2 separate regions of the Homo sapiens genome follow, and region 1 is linked to region 2. Evidence: read pairs that join two places in POLR2A ChIA-PET (ENCODE). Cell type or tissue: HCT116. All regions are shown on one strand. Links, peaks and the distances in the headings refer to the core of each region. The heading gives the core; the rest is flanking DNA.

Region 1 (7,697 bases), core at 3,198-5,697, 1.9 Mb after region 2:
GTGCTGGGATTACAGGTGTGAGCCACCGCACGCACCCGGCCAGTAACAGTGATATTAATACCAATGGCTAAGGCTAATTTTTCATACACTCTCTTATGTATAAGGTGTTGTGTCTGCAACAGCACACAGTAGCATTTCAATATCAATGTGCTGGATCAGTGAATTCTCAGCATGTCCTCATAGCCTATGAGGTGGTATTACTCTCACCATCTTACAGAGGAGGAAACTGAGGCCTACAGAGGTTGTGACAGTCTTTCAGAGGCTTGCAGTGAATACAAGCAGACCAAGGATCTAAACCCACCATGGTCTGGCTCTAGAACATGAGGTCTTAATTGATGCCTGAAATTTATTTTATGTATGTATGTATTATTTTTTTGAGTGGAGTCTTGCTCTGTTGCCCAGGTTGGAGTGCAGTGGTGCCATCTCTGCTCACTGCAACCTCCGCCTCCTGGATTCAAGTGATTCTCCTGCCTCAGCCTCACGAGTAGCTGGGATTACAAGCGTGCGCCACAATGCCCGGCTAATTAAAGACAGGGTTTCACCATGTTGGCCAGGCTGGTCTCAAACTCCTGACCTCAGGTGATATGCCCGCCTTGCCCTCCAAAAGTGCTGGGATTACAGGTGTGAGCCACCACGCCAGGCCTGAAATTTAGTATTACATATCTTTATAGGGAATCATTGAAATTATGCAACAAAATGCTGCTTCCAACTGGGTTCATAAATATGTGCTATCCTTTTGCTTCATCTGTAATTATGCGCCCTTGCAACACAAGAGTGCAGGGAGACCACAGCCTCCTTTACACCAAACAGCACTTCCGTATCAAAGCAGCCCAGAGCTCATGCTAACACGCTTAGCTGCTAAATCATCTTCATGACTCAAATTAGCTCTGAGGTCAGCTAAAGCGCCTAGTATTTTCTCATTAATTGCTAAAGCAAGGCCCAATCTAGATTTATGTAATTAAGTTAAAAACCAAAGTGAAGCCTGGGCGACATGGTGAAACCCCACCTCTACAAAACATACAAAAATTGGCTGGGCATGGTGGCATACACCTGTAGTCCCAGCTACTCGAGAGAAGGCTGGGGCAGAGGGATTGCTTGAGCCCAGGAGGCAGAGGTTGCAGTGAGCCAGGATGGTGCCACTGCACTCCCACCTGGGTGACAGGATGAGATCCTGTCACAAAAAAAAAAAAAAAAAAAAAAAAAAAAAATGCCGGGTGTGGTGGCTCATGCCTGTAATCCCAGCACTTTGGGAGGCTTAGGTGGGTGGATCGCCTGAGGTCAGGCATTCGAGACCAGCCTGGCCAACATAGTGGCCCCATCTCTATTAAAAATATAAAATATTAGCTAAGTATGGTGGCGGGCGCCTGCAATCCCAGCTACTAGGGAAGCTGAGGCAGGAGAATCGCTTGAACCTGGGAGGTGGAGGTTGCAGTGAGCCGAGATGATGCCACTGCACTCCAGCCTGTGCAACAAGAGCGAAACTCCATCTCAAAAAACCAAACCAAACAAACAAAAAAAGTGAAATAGCTGGGCACAGTGACTCATGCCTGTAATCCCAGCTACTCAGGAGGCTGAGGCAGGAGGATCGTTTGAGCCTCAGAAGTCAAGGCTGCAGTGAGCCATGATTGTGCCACTGCATTCCAGCCTTGGTGGCAGAACAAGATTGTCTCAAAAAAAAAAAAAATCATTTCTCTTCTTCACTGAAAGCACACATATGTGGTGCTGGGGTCAGGCAGGAAGCTATGGGCAGCGCACATTCTACAGTTCATCGGACAGTACACCCATGCCACCCCTGCTGGGCATCCAGGTGAACCGTTTTTCCTCCACCACCACTGCAGCTTGTCTGGAAAGCCCTGCTTGTATGTTCTCTTAGCGCAGGCCCTCCTCCCACTAGGTGCTGTTCAACAACAGGACGTCAGCCTTTCCTGGAAGATTTCTTCACACAGAGCTCAAGAGAATCCCCCATCCACGTCCCCAGACCACCTCCTCCAGAGTGGTCAGTGCCACCTTGCTCATTGGTCTCTATGCCTCTCCCAGCACTGCTGGGTTTTGCTCTCAGCATTAGTCTCCGAGTGTATGCAATGCTCCAGGCAGACAGCCTGCTGAATAAATCCAGTAAATCCCAGGGGGTCCTCATCACCTCAGTGAAGTTTCTGTGCTACTCACATTAAATAACGTGATGACAGCTGTGGCAATCAGGCATGTGGTACCCAGCAAGTTATCTTCTTTTTCATCAGGGAAGAGGCTCGCCTGCTTCTGAACTGGCACAGATCCTAGAGGAGCAGAAGATAGTAAGGTCAAAGCCTACAGAATTTTGTTTATTTTTTCTTTTTGAGATGGAGTTTTAGTGTAGTCCCCTAGGCTGGAGTACAATGGCACAATCTCGGCTCACTGCAACCTCCGCCTCCTCGGTTCAAGTGATTCTCCTGCCTCTGCCTCCTAAGTAGCTAAGATTACAGGTGCCCACCACCATGCCAGCTAATTTTTGTATTTTTAGTAGAGATGGGGTTTCACCATGTTGGCCAGGCTGGTCTCAAACTCCTGACCTCAGGTGATCTACCCGCCTCAGCCTTCCAATATGCTGGCATTACAGGCATAAGCCACCACGCCCGGCCAAGCCTACAGAATTTTAGACAAGGTAGCTGTGTCCCAACCTCTTCGGGACAGTCAGGAGGGCTCTCGACTTTACCACTGGTTGGGATGATTGGATAGCCATCCGGAGGGGCATGGGAGCAGTCGTGAGGTCCAAAGAGAACATTCTCCAATCTCTGCATTAAAAGACACCAGCAGGCTGGCATGTAAAACGTGCAAGCCGGCAGTAGCTTTCTGCCAGCTGTCAGCACAGGCCTCTGTCAGAGGTGTACTTGCACTGGCTGTGACTTGACGTTTTCCCTCCTGGGGGAGAAAACAGATCCGACACTCTACCTCAGCACTGGGCAGCGGTCCGCTCTTCTTCACTCCGGCTGCAACTTCAGACTAAGGAAAAAAACGAAGGGAATTGAGGAAAGTTGCCCAAGCACCTCAAGTCCAACCCCCAGTCTCCAGCGCTGACTGTATTCCTTCACCAGCCTGTTTCTCAAAAGCCCAGAGATTTTCTTTCCTCTCTTCACTCCTTACAGTGCCTGGCATGATAATTATTTGGTGCTCAATAATTATTTGTAGAATGAAAGAATAAAGCTCTTTAACATGACTAAGCACAATAGGAAGGATTCCAAAGAGCTTGAAAAAGACTCTTCTCTAGTAATCAAGGTCTCTCTTTACTTGGACAAAGTACAGAGCTTACAAAGACATTTTTAACACAAAAATTGCAAATGTGGGGCTGGCAGGTGGCTCACAACTGTAATTCCAGTACTTTGGGAGGCTGAGGTGGGAGGACTGCTTGAGCCCACGGGTTCAAGACCAGTCTGGGAAACACAGCAAGACCCATCTCTACAAAAAATTAAAAAAAACATAGCTGGGTATGGTGGTGTATGCCTGTGGTCCCAGCTGCTCAGGAGGCTAAGGTGGGAGCCTAGCAGATGCGAGGCTACAGTGAGCCATGATTGCACCACTGCACTCCAGCCTGGGTGTCAGAGCAAGACCCTGTTTCTTTTTTTTTTTGAGACGGAGTCTCGCTCTGTCGCCCAGACTGGAGTGCAGTGGCGGGATCTCGGCTCACTGCAAGCTCCGCCTCCCGGGTTCACGCCATTCTCCTGCCTCAGCCTCCCAAGTAGCTGGGACTACAGGCGCCCGCCACTACGCCTGGCTAATTTTTTGTATTTTTAGTAGAGACGGGGTTTCACCGTTTTAGCCGGGATGGTCTCGATCTCCTGACCTCGTGATCCGCCCGCCTCGGCCTCCCAAAGTGCTGGGATTACAGGCGTGAGCCACCGCGCCCGGCTGACCCTGTTTCAAAACAACAACAACAACAAAAAAAACAAAAGAAAACTGGCTGCCATTGTCAGCATTTGCTACGAAGTCTCATCAATCTTTTCTTCTGATGCTTCCTACACCTGTTCTTTCCTTCTCAGTGTGTGATTCCTCACTCATTCAGGGAGCTATCACTTCACATCTGGGCCATCGCCAGGCTCCCAAAACTAGCTCCCTCTGCTGAGGTCACCGCTCCATCTCACTCCACCACATTAACTGCCTTAGAACAGTGAATTGGCCCAGTTACCAGACAGTACTTGCTGCTGAATCATCAAAGCTAAGGTCATAAATAAAGAGTCTTAGCTCTCAACTATCATAAAAAAAAGCAGCTAAATTCATCAAGACACACACACTGGATTTCCTAAGCCCTATTATTTCCCTAGGGTTGTTTAGAATGCAGACCAGCTCATGAATCTAGGAAGCCACAAGGAATAAGACACTAGCAGAAAAAACAGGCCTGCTAAAGTTGGGCATGATGGCTCACGCCTGTAATCCCAGCACTTTGGGAGGCCCAGGTGGTGGATCACCTGAGGTCAGGAGTTCGAGACCAGCCTGGCCAACATGGTGAAACCCCGCCTCTACTAAAAATACAAAATTAGCCAGGCGTGGTGGTGCATGCCTGTAATCCCAGCGACTCAGGAGGTTGAGTCAGGAGAACTGCTTGAATCCAGGAGGCGGAGGTTGCAGTGAGCCGAGATCATGCCACTGCACTCCAGCCTGGAGACAGAGCGAGACTCCGTCTAAAAAAAACAAAAAACAAACAAACAAAAAAAAAACAGGCTTGCTAAGTTGGGACCCTTCAGTAGAAAATCTTTTTTTTTTTTTTTGAGACGGAGTCTCGCTCTGCCTCCCAGGCTAGAGTGCAGTGGCGCGATCTCGGCTCACTGCAACCTCCGCCTCCCGGATTCAAGCAATTCTCCTGCCTCAGCCTCCGGAGTAGCTGGGATTACAGGCGTGCACCACACGCCTGGCTAATTTTTTGTATTTTTAGTAGAGACGGGGTTTCACCATGTTGGCCAGGCTGGTCTCGAACTCCTGACCTGAAATGATCCAGCCACCTCAGCCTCCCAAAGTGCTGAGATTATAGGCGTGAGCCACTGTGCCCAGCCGCAGAAAAGCTTCTTACCTTGAGCAGGGGCATCTCTCGGGCCTGCTGGATTAAAAGGTGCATTTCGTTGATCTGCTGCCGCACAAGGGGCGGTACTGGGTTGCAGCAAGCTATGATGCCCTGAGGTTCCCTGAAGACAAGTAAGAACACACTCAACTTGTCACTCAGAAACGCAGCCCTTAAAGGCTTCCAGATAAGAATAATGACTGGGTAAAGCCAGGCTGCCACCTAAGCTGAAGCTACAGGTAGGTGACTAAGGAAACACTGATGTCAGGCCAGCCTAGGCCAACTTCTCCATGTGTTCTTTGCGACACCAAGCTTTAAGTGGATCCCTCTTGGAGCCTGACTCCCACAATCAGGGAGAGCTGAAAGTAAGTGCCATAGCACTGTGGATTCTCAATTCCGCAGGGGGCAACCAACGGGCTGTGGATTTTCATTCTTGCTTATACTTCAATCAAGATCACAAAACGTTTAAGATCATGAGCTGCTTTAATTTGGAAGAAAGTACAGATGACAGAATCTGGGACATTTTCTTCCCTTGCAAGTAGATGCTATAAGGCTCAGAGACTTAAAATAAACTCAAACTAAGGCATAATCATTGAAATGATTCCAGTTCAGAAGTTTTAGTGCTTAAATGGCAGCCTGAGGGCAGAAATTCTATATTCCTTCAACTTGCTACCTTCCAAGCTTGGAGCATTAATCTCTGAGTAAGCAGCCTTGGGTAATAGCAACCAGAAAAGCTTGATTTTGAAGAACATCAGATCTACTGAGAAAGTCAGAACATATTAATCAGATTTGAAACTCACTTAGGCAGTTCTTCAGCTATTTTCAGCATCATGTGGTTTGGCAGTACATATCTGGAAAAAAAAAAACACACACACACACACACACACACACACACACACACACACACGGTGGGGACACATTACATTCAGCCAGTAAGTTCCATTAGATGCTGTCACATAGGGGAAATAACCAGCTTTCATAGCAAAAGAAAAAAGCCCATTATTTACTTGTTATTAGATCTCCTCAGTCTGGAAACAAGTATTAAAAGAACCTCTAATCCCTTACCCGTAACTTTCATCTTCCCTGCGAGCTGTTTTATCCCTCCAGGCAAACAGCAGCTGAAAGGCTGTCAACTGCTGTGTGTTAAGGTGCTTCTTCTGCTTCCTATAGAGTTCAAGGTAGGACTCATCCGTGAAGATAGGTTTGATGAATTTCTACAAAGTATTAGAGAACATTCAAAATCAACGGGAATCAAAATTGTGCCCTGGGCTCTGGAAAATGTTTGGCTCTTTTCATGAATGTAAGGAGCAAACCTAAGAACTAGAACCTGGCCAGACACAGAGCCCAAGTGTCGCGGTCTGTGTGACTGCGGCTGAGGTGTACCTTGAGGCAGATGTCCCTGCTCCGTTGCCACACCACCTGCAGCTGCACCGGCTGCCCGTTGCCGCGCTCCCACATCTCCAGCCTCATTTTGTCATAGATATATAGCAGGTAATGGGTGTCATCCCGGGCGTAGCTGAGCATCTCCTCGGGCAGAGGGCTGGAATTGCAGAGGACAATGTTTTACTGATTGCCCCCAAGGACAGCAATTCAATTTGTCTATTCCTTGGGTGCTGGGACTTCCTTAGACCCTTCCAATATGAAAGATCCTTTCATAGTCAATACTGCAGTTATGCCAACATTTCCTGCATTTTAACATGATAAACCATTATTTTAACAGCTGGGTAGAATTGGAGGCAGGGTAATGCGGTGGTTAAAATAAGGGCACTGTCAGCTACTCTGGACACACACAAGAGGCAGTAGAAAAGGGGCCACTGGTGTCCTGAGTTCAAATCTCAGCTCCAGATGTCTGTCCTTGGACAAGTTCCTTAACCTCTTTGGGCTGACCCACCTAACTTGTGAAATGGGAACCAGGTACTTCATAGGCTGTTGTGAGGACTACACAGGACCACATCCTTGAAGCACTTAGCCCAGAGCTTGGCACAGGGTAAGGGCTCCGTAACAGGGAGTGGTTTTTAGATTTTATCAATTTTTATCTTTTATTTGGATTTTATCAGTCCAAATGTAATTTTACTTTTATATTTAGAAATTCTGGCATTCTGGGCCAGGCGCGGTGGCTCACGCCTGTAATCCCAGCACTTTGGGAGGCGGAGGCGGGAGGATCACCTGAGGTCAGGAGTTTGAGACCAGTCTGACCAACATGGAGAAACCTCGTCTCTACTGGAAATACAAAATTAGCTGGGCGTGGTGGTGCACGCCTGTAATCCTAGCTACTCAGGAGGCTGAGGCAGGAGAATTGCTTGAACCCGGGAGGCAGAGGTTGTGGTGAGCCGAGATCGCGCCATTGCACTCCAGCCTGGGCAACAGTGAAACTGCATCTCAAAAAAAAAAAAAGAAAAAAAGAAATTCTGGCATTCTGGCATGTGGAATTCCTGAAAAAGCTCAGTAGCACCTTCCTATGACAGGTGCAACCTCGGAGAGGTAGCAACCAAGCGGAAAACGACCAAGCTGAGCAAGGCCTGCAGGAAGTGGGGCAAAACTGCTACCTTATGCCACAAAAAAACGCTCAGTGTAAAGCTAAACAACAGTGTCCCTTAGAATTCTTTCCCACCTATGGAAGGTCATCTTGCACACACACACACACACACAATCATCCCTACAGAAGATCTTACAC
Region 2 (7,697 bases), core at 3,148-5,647:
ATATATACACACACACATATATATACACACACATATATATATATTTGAGGAGTAAGGGTTATTGTTTTACCCCAAATCAGTTTAAAATCTGAGTAAATTTAAATTTTTGGATGTAGCACATGCTGTTGGTTGCCTGTCCCAAATCCACGCCCCCTCTTCTCCCTGCTCATAGACCCTGATTTGGTCTGGGCAACCCACCCTCCTCCCCTGGCCACGTGCCTCATGAAGTCCTCGAGGTCATCCCTTCCTTTGCCACTGATTGGTTTGGGGCTGAGCACAAGACCCAATTCTGGCCAATGAGGTGTGTGAGAAAGTCAGCATGGGCTTTGGGAAAGGCTTCCTCACTCATGAGGAGACCCCGGGAGGAGCCCAATGGGAGAGGAACTGGCAGGCAATGAAGCCAGTGGGGTGAGGGCAGCAGAGCAGAGATACGGAGGGAACCAAAGTCCTTGACATTACTGAGCGCCTGGATGTCACCTGTCCTGAAGCTGCCCTACCTCTGGACTACTTGGTTTATTACTTTTTTTATTTTTGAGACAGTGCATTGCTCTTTTGCCTAGGTTGGAGTGCAGTGGCACAATCCCAGCTCACTGCAGCCTCCACCTCCTGGGGTCAAGCGATTCTCCCACCTCAGCCTCCTGAGTAGCTGGGACCACAGGTGCATGCCACCACACCTGGCTAGTTTTTTTGTTTTGGTTTGGTTTGGTTTGTTTGTAGAGATACCCCACATCTGCCTGTTTGCCCAGGCTGGTCTCGAACTCCTGGGCTCAAGGGATCCTCCTGCTTCAGCCTCCCAAAGTGTTAGGATTATGGGCGTGATCCACTGCACCTAGCCTTAAAAAATGTTTACTGTTCTGATTAAGTCATTTTAAGTAAGGTTTTCTCTTACTTGCAGCTGAAGGAATCCTAACTGGTATATTCCATAGTCTAAGCAACTGTGTCATCATCAATTACCTTGGAATTTTTTTTGTAAAAAAGCAAATCACTTAACAAACAGCATCTCTGTCACAAAGGGTTCGGTAACAGCAAAAACTGCTCCCCTGTCCTGTCCCTGCAAAGAATGCCATGCAACGGGGGTTTCAGACAAGCATTGTATCTGCTCTTACCCCTCCCCTTCCCAGTAAAATGTTTGGGTGATGTTCCATGGCAGGGAAACAGATAGAAGAAGGCACAGCCTGGTTCAAGGAAGAGGGCAAATGCGTTTTCAACGATGCCAAACTGGGCAAAACTAGTCCTAGTTTCAGGTGGGGTGTCCTGGGCTTGTTCTTCACTGAAACAGACCTGGGCTCCTTTTCTTCCTGTCCTCAGGCCAGAAATCCCCCATCAATTTGTCTAAGGGAACCATCACTGGCCAAGATACAGAGGGGGCAAGAACACAGGAGACCGAGTCTTCTTACCAGGAGAGGTGATTTCAAAACTCCAAACAATCTCCAAGTAAAATCCAGCCCCAGTAAGGGCCTGTAGCATAAATTTGAATTTTGGAGGGAGTCCAGCCCTCCACGTGTTTCTCTGATAGGAACTGGGAGAGCTTCCCCCATACAGCCAAGTCCTGTCGCGGAGCAGTCCCCCGACCACCCTGTCTCTGCCCCAACCCCTCCTTATGGAGGCAAACAGGCCACCAAACTACAGCCTCCCACGGTGTTCCATCAGCAGTCACAGGAAAACCCTCATGGCTTCTGGGCTTTGCCTCCCCAATATGCCACCCAGCACCCAGGCTCCATAAGAAATCTGCTTTCAGAATCAAAGACCTGAAAATTAGAAATGCTTTTCTAATGCCGAGGCCAAATTTCCTCCACACAAAACACCACAAATCCCTCTCCAAACAATTCGCGATTGCCCCCCAATCTCAATGGCCTTTTTCTCGGGTTGTAAATGTTCCCTAAAGTTGTCAGTGAATTAAACCAGAAAAAAAAAGAAAGAAAGAAAAAAAAAAAAGAAAGAAAAGGGTGGGTTACCTGCTCTGTGGGCCAAAGAAGGACCTTGGATTGATCGGATGTCAGCTCTGGTCCTGCAGCTTCCCCAGCCTGGCTCCACCTGTCTGACCTGTTGGGCTCGCTGCCGCCTCTGGGCCTGGCACAGCCGCAGGGAGCGGGGCTCGCTGCCAGCACCCAGGCCCCTCCATAGGTGTGCATTCACCTGCCAAGAGGTGCAGGCGCACAAGTGCCCTCCCCTCTCTGCTCCCACCATGTGACCTGCCCCCCAGCCGGACAGGCACTGGAGCATCTCCCTCGGTGTCACTGGAATTTCAAACCTGAAGCTGGCAGAGAGAAAGAAGAAAGGGAAGAAGAAGAGGGGAGGGGGACAGAGGAAAAATCCTGGCCCCCACAACTAACCAACAGTCCTTCCGTGATGTCGTGGAGGTCAGGCCAGGTGGGGCCAGCAGCCCCGTCACGGTGATCGTCAGGGTCAAATTCCAGGGCTGCTCTTTCCCCCTGGGTGGCTATTTTGGGAAAGCAGCTTTTCTCCAGCAGTGGACAGACTAGCTACTATGGACGCTGGAATCCAGAAGACTCAGAGCTCTGCCAGGGCCCAGCACAGGTAAAGGCACGGAGGACAGCCCTGGGAGCAAAGAGACAGTTTGCCCTCAGGTGCCCCTGAACTCCGCTCTGAGCACACACAATCCCACGGGTCCCTCCTGTCCCTACCCTTCAATAAGGATCACCCAGCACTTGGGGTCCTATCTGGCTTGGAAGAGGACGTGGGGCTTGAGGTATTACCCAAGGTGTTGAGGGGGTACAGCTGGAGGGGCAGGTGGCATCAGGTCTAGCGGCAAGGCCACTATTTTCCTGCCCTCCAGGACTGAGAGCCCTTAGCAGCCAGATTTGGCTTCTCTTCCCTTTCACTCCCTGGCCCCTGATGCCCGTCAAGCTCAAGTCGATACTGAACAACTGAGTACACAGCACAGCCTGGGTGTGAGGTCAGACTCTGTGCCTGGGATTGGGGCGGGTCAGGCATCTGACTCTGAGTTTCAACCACTGCTCAAGTTCAATCATGTGCTTCTAAGCTGCCAATCAAGCCAAACCTCTGGGAGTCACTGAAGAATAGAAACCGCAAGGCCAAGAGGAGGGTTGTGGTGCCCTGTGGTCTTGATAACTTGGGTTTTGAATGCAGGGTGGATGTTAAGATATAAAGCCCTTCCTAGGAAACCAGAAGACATCCTCCTAAGGAGGCAACAAAGCAGGGCAAGGCCCAGGAGAGGACCTGTGATGGAATTCAGACAGAGCCCAACCTCCCAGGGTACAGCCTTGTTCACGGGGCGCGGGAGGAGAAGGCTAACTGCTGCTGAGTGTGGCCAGGCAGGTCTTCAGCTACTGACATCAGGGCTGTGTCCACCCCTCAGAGCAGCACTGAGCTTGAAAGTGAAGCCCTGGCCGAGCGCGGTCGCTCACGCCTGTAATCCCAGCACTTTGGGAGGCCGAGGAGGGCAGATCACCTGAGGTGAGGAGTTCAAGACTGGCCTGACCAACATGGAGAAACCCCGTCTCTACTTAAAAAAAAAAAAAAAAAAAAAAACAAAAAAGTGAGGCTCTCTCTCAAAGCCAGCCCTTGCTCTGCTGCCCCAAGAGGGTCCTGCAAACACACGGGCCTTGTCCAAGGGGCCTGATGTGCAGGAGAGGGGCAGGGCCCAGGGCAGTGACCCCGAAGGGCTCCATCCTCGGACCTGACTCCTCCTTGCTCATAAACAACCAGGCCTTTGCCTTCCTCCCACACCAGTCCCCGGGTCAAAGGCCTTAAGAAAATCCCCGGTGCACTAGCCAACTCAGACCGCCCTGGCCCTTAGATCATCCGCTAGTCACTGGGCTGAGACCCAAAGGAGAGGGAAATATTTGGCGATTTCAGGGAACTGAACAGCAAAGGTGTTCACAATCAGACCACCAGCAGGAGTGCGGCACGCCCCTTAAACACTCTAAGGAAGTATTTACCAAGGCTGCTAAAAAAGAAGTTGAGGATTTCTGCCTCTGATTTAGTAGAAAATAATCTTTGAAATTTACATACAAAGTCCCATGATAAGTCATTTGGGATCCCCCAGAGGAGGAAGGCTGCTTGCGGTTAGACTGGGTGAGTCAACGAAACAAACAAATGGGCCCGATGAGGTCAGCTTTTTGGAAAAGGAACAAAGAAAACTGCACCCAAATGAGAGGCAGCTTACAATGGTGAAGCAGTGGTCACAGAAAATCCATTTCCAAAGCCTCTAATCCAGCAGTTTGGGGGATGATTTTGTCACCCAGGGGACATTTGGCAATATCTAAAGACATTTTTGGGGCCGGGTGTGGTGGCTCATGCCTGTAATCCCAGCACTTTGGGAGGCCGAGGCGGGCAGATCACTTGAGGTCAGGAGTTCGAGACCAGCCTGGCCAACATGACAAGACCCTATCTCCACTAAAAATGCAAAACTTAACTGGGCATGGTGGCACACACCTGTAATCCCAACTACTTGGGAGGCTGAAGCAGGAGAATCACTTGAGACTGGGAGGTGGAGGTTGCAGTGAGCCAAGATCGCATCACTGCACTCCAGCCTGGGTGACAGAGCAAGACTCTGTCTCAAAAAAAAAAAGAAGAAAAAAACCCAGACGTTTTTGATTATCACAATTGAAGGGTAGGGAGTGCTCCTGGCTTCTAGTGGGTAGAAGCCAGGAATGCCGCTAAACATCCTACAGTGCACAGGGCAGCCCCCACCACAAAAAATCATCTGGCCCCAAATGTCTGTAGCACTGCCACTGAAAAACTGTTCTCATCCACCGAGAACTCTCTCTCTCTTCCTTGCAAGTCCTGGGCAAAAGGTTGTTTTTAGTAGCCCAGAGGGCCATGGTGGTGACAGCTCCTCCCTGGGTGATGCCAGGCTTCAGGGGGTCAGCATCTTTGGAGGGTCCTCTAGGCATAGACCCCAGCTTGGGCAAGCCACTTGGCTGCCCCTGCATGGGTGACCCTGCCTGACTGCCCCTGGCTGCAACAGCCCCTTGCCGAGGCTTCTAGACCCTCAGAACCTCCCCCCTGCTGCTCTGGCTCTCAAGGTCCCACAGTAAAGCCACAGGAATGAGAAGGAGCGATGACAGTTCTCATCATCCCGTCATCGTCACAGCAGACTGGTAGGTGCTTTACAGGTGACAATGAGCTTTCACATTCGTTGTCTCACCTGAATACATAAAAGCCTCACCCACTGTTAAAACAATCTGAGTTCTTGACCTGCCAGACCAGTGGAACATGCAGAGGCCACCTGTCCCCGATGAGGGCCTGGGGGAGAGGGAGCCGTGCATTCATCTGGGGAGACCCCAGAGTCCAGAGCTGGGCAGAGGTGACAGCAGCCTGTCTAGGGGACCTGGGGGAAGCCAGGGTTCTGGCTGCTCCACGGCAGGCCCTGAGGTGGAGGGTCTAGACCCTGACCAGGCACCAGTCCTGCTGAAATGAGGCTCCGGAAATAGACGCACATCACACTCCCTGGAGTATTTTCTGGGCGGCCACAGAGTTCAGCAAATAGTCAACAGAAAGCATCTCCAAGAAGTGGGTGAACCGGAAGGACACATGCCCAAGGCTGATATGGGAGGTGTTTGGGGACTTAGGGAAGAAGCAGGACAGAAATAGGCCCAGCTCATTAACTGCATCTACATATGAATTGCTTGACTTTTTTTTTTTTTTTTTTTCAGAGACAGGGTCTGGCTTTGTCACCCGCTGAGCTGCAGCACAGTGGCATGATCATAGCTCACCAGAGCCTCAACCTCCCCGGCTCCAGCCATCCATCTTACCCCCTCAGCTCCTCTAGTAGCTGGGACCACAGGTGTGCACCACCATACCACGCCTAGCTAATCTTTTTTTTTTTTTTTTTTGAGACGGAGTCTCACCCTGTCCTTCAGGCTGGAGTGCCGTGGTGTGATCTCGGCTCACTGCAACCTCTGCCTCCCGGATTCAAGCAATTCTCCTGCCTCAGCCTCCCAAGTAGCTGGGATTACAGGTGTGCGCCACCACACCTGGCTAAATTTTTGTATTTTTAGTAGAGACGGGGTTTCACTATGTTGACCAGGCTAGTCTCGAACTCCTAACCTCAGGTGATCTGCCCATCTCGGCCTCCCAGAGTGCTGGGATTACAGACGTCAGCCACTGCACCTGGCAACCCGGCTAATGTTTAAAACAATTCTTTTAGAGACAGGGTCTTACTATGTTGCTCAAGCTGGTCTCAAACCTCTGGGCTCAAGTGTTTCTCCAGCCTCAGCCTCCCAAAGTGCTGGGATTACAAGCATGAGCCACCGCGTCTGGCCCGTTTGAGTTTTTATGAGTATTATTACTTATTTTATAAATCTAAAAGAACATTAGGAAAAAATAAGAATAAGGGCAGAATATCTCGTATCCACACCCCCTTTCACGGGATACAGAGCCTTGCCTGCTTGGGAAACTCCTGAACTGCAGTCTGGGTTGCAACTCCATGCGTCATTCATCCTGGTTACCAGACCCTGGAAAACCGACGCCAAGTGAGACTCTGAATAAGTCAAAGGACAGAGACCACAGGAGACAGCTCCCGGCGCTAAGCAAACGCCTGTCTCCAGCAAACCTCAGGAAATGAGAGAAACAAGTCCACGCTCCAGCTGGGAGCCCCCTGCAGCAGGGAGGCTGCCCATCTTACACCCCTAGACCTCCTGCCTGCACTCCCCCTGAGTAGGTGGCCCCTGCCACTGCCGTTCCCCTCAGACCACGGCCTTTCCTCGGGAGAGAGGGTGGATGTGGGGAAACACCAGCTCTTCAATGTACCCTGGGAAGGCGGATCCTGGAAGGCCCTTTTGAAGTTTGAGCAAAGAATGGGAGGATGCGACCCACCAGGCAGGCAGGAGCCGCTGACTCCAATGCGAAAATAGAAACTGCTTCCCTGTAGCTTGGATGCTATTGCAGCTGGCACACAGAGGCTGTTAGGATCAAGACGAGGTTCTGGATCCAGTGCCTGCCTCTGAGGCTGCTCACAAGGAGGAAAGTCACTGCAAAAATGCTTGGCCCAGGCCGGGCGTGGTGGCTCATGCCTGTCATCCCAGCACTTTGGGAGGCCGAGGCAGGCGGAATCACCTGAGGTCAGCAGTTCAAGATCAGCCTGGCCAACATGGTGAAACTGGTGTCTCCAAAAATACAAAAATTAGCCAGGCGTGGTGGCACACACCTGTAATCTCAGCTACTCGGTAGGCTGAGGCAGGAGAATCGCATGAACCCCAGAGGTGGAAGTTGCAGTGAGCCGAGATGGCACCACTGCACTCCAGCCTGGGTGACAGAGTGAGACTGTCTCAAAAAAAAAAAAAAAGAAAAAGAAAAAGAAAAAAGAAAGAAAGGCCAGGCGCAGTGGCTCACCCTGTAATCCCAGCACTTTGGGAGGACAAGGCAGGCAGATCACGAGGTTAGGAGTTCAAGACCAGCCTGACCAGCCTGACCAACATGGTGAAACCCCATCTCTACTAAAAATACAAAAATTAGCTGGGCGTGTGACGCACGCCTGTAATCCCAGCTATTCAGGAGGCTGAGGCAGGAGAATCACTTGAACCTGGGAGGCAGAAGTTGCAGTGAGCCAAGATCGCGCTACTGCACTCCAGCCTGGGTGACAGAAGGAGACTCTGTCTCAAAAAAAAAAAAAAAAAAAAAATGCTTGGCTCACCTGGCAGCTTTAAGCTTGGAGCCTCCTGGCCACCTGACCTGCTCTCAATGCACACAAGGCACAGCCTCCTGGAATG

The links. ChIA-PET counts read pairs that join two places held together with the same protein. Peaks named below come from ENCODE experiments on the same cell type or tissue, not always from the same donor. Only the 100,000 strongest peaks of a DNase experiment are listed, where the experiment ranks them.
Region 1: POLR2A ChIA-PET joins it to region 2 with 5 read pairs; 2 of 35 experiments call an interaction of 5 or more read pairs at or near these places.

What each region holds. Positions count from the first base shown.
Region 1 is chr1:11,074,676-11,082,372 of GRCh38, forward strand. EXOSC10 (exosome component 10) reads right to left here. Exons shown (of 25, transcript NM_001001998.3): 11 at 6,407-6,563; 12 at 6,089-6,237; 13 at 5,824-5,874; 14 at 5,036-5,147; 15 at 2,926-2,976; 16 at 2,690-2,768; 17 at 2,167-2,273. Among named protein-coding and RNA genes, the nearest start is that of SRM, 19 kb to the left of the region's middle. In HCT116, for the core only: no CTCF peak of the experiment used is centred there; no DNase peak of the experiment used is centred there.
Region 2 is chr1:9,160,052-9,167,748 of GRCh38, forward strand. The region is part of intron 1 of MIR34AHG (MIR34A host gene); the gene reads right to left. Among named protein-coding and RNA genes, the nearest start is that of MIR34A, 12 kb to the left of the region's middle. RefSeq lists silencers at 2,654-2,723, 2,874-2,943, 4,714-4,763 and an enhancer at 3,874-4,203. In HCT116, for the core only: no CTCF peak of the experiment used is centred there; DNase peaks (open chromatin) are centred at 3,780 and 4,090; H3K4me3 peaks cover 992 bases; H3K27ac peaks cover 2,051 bases.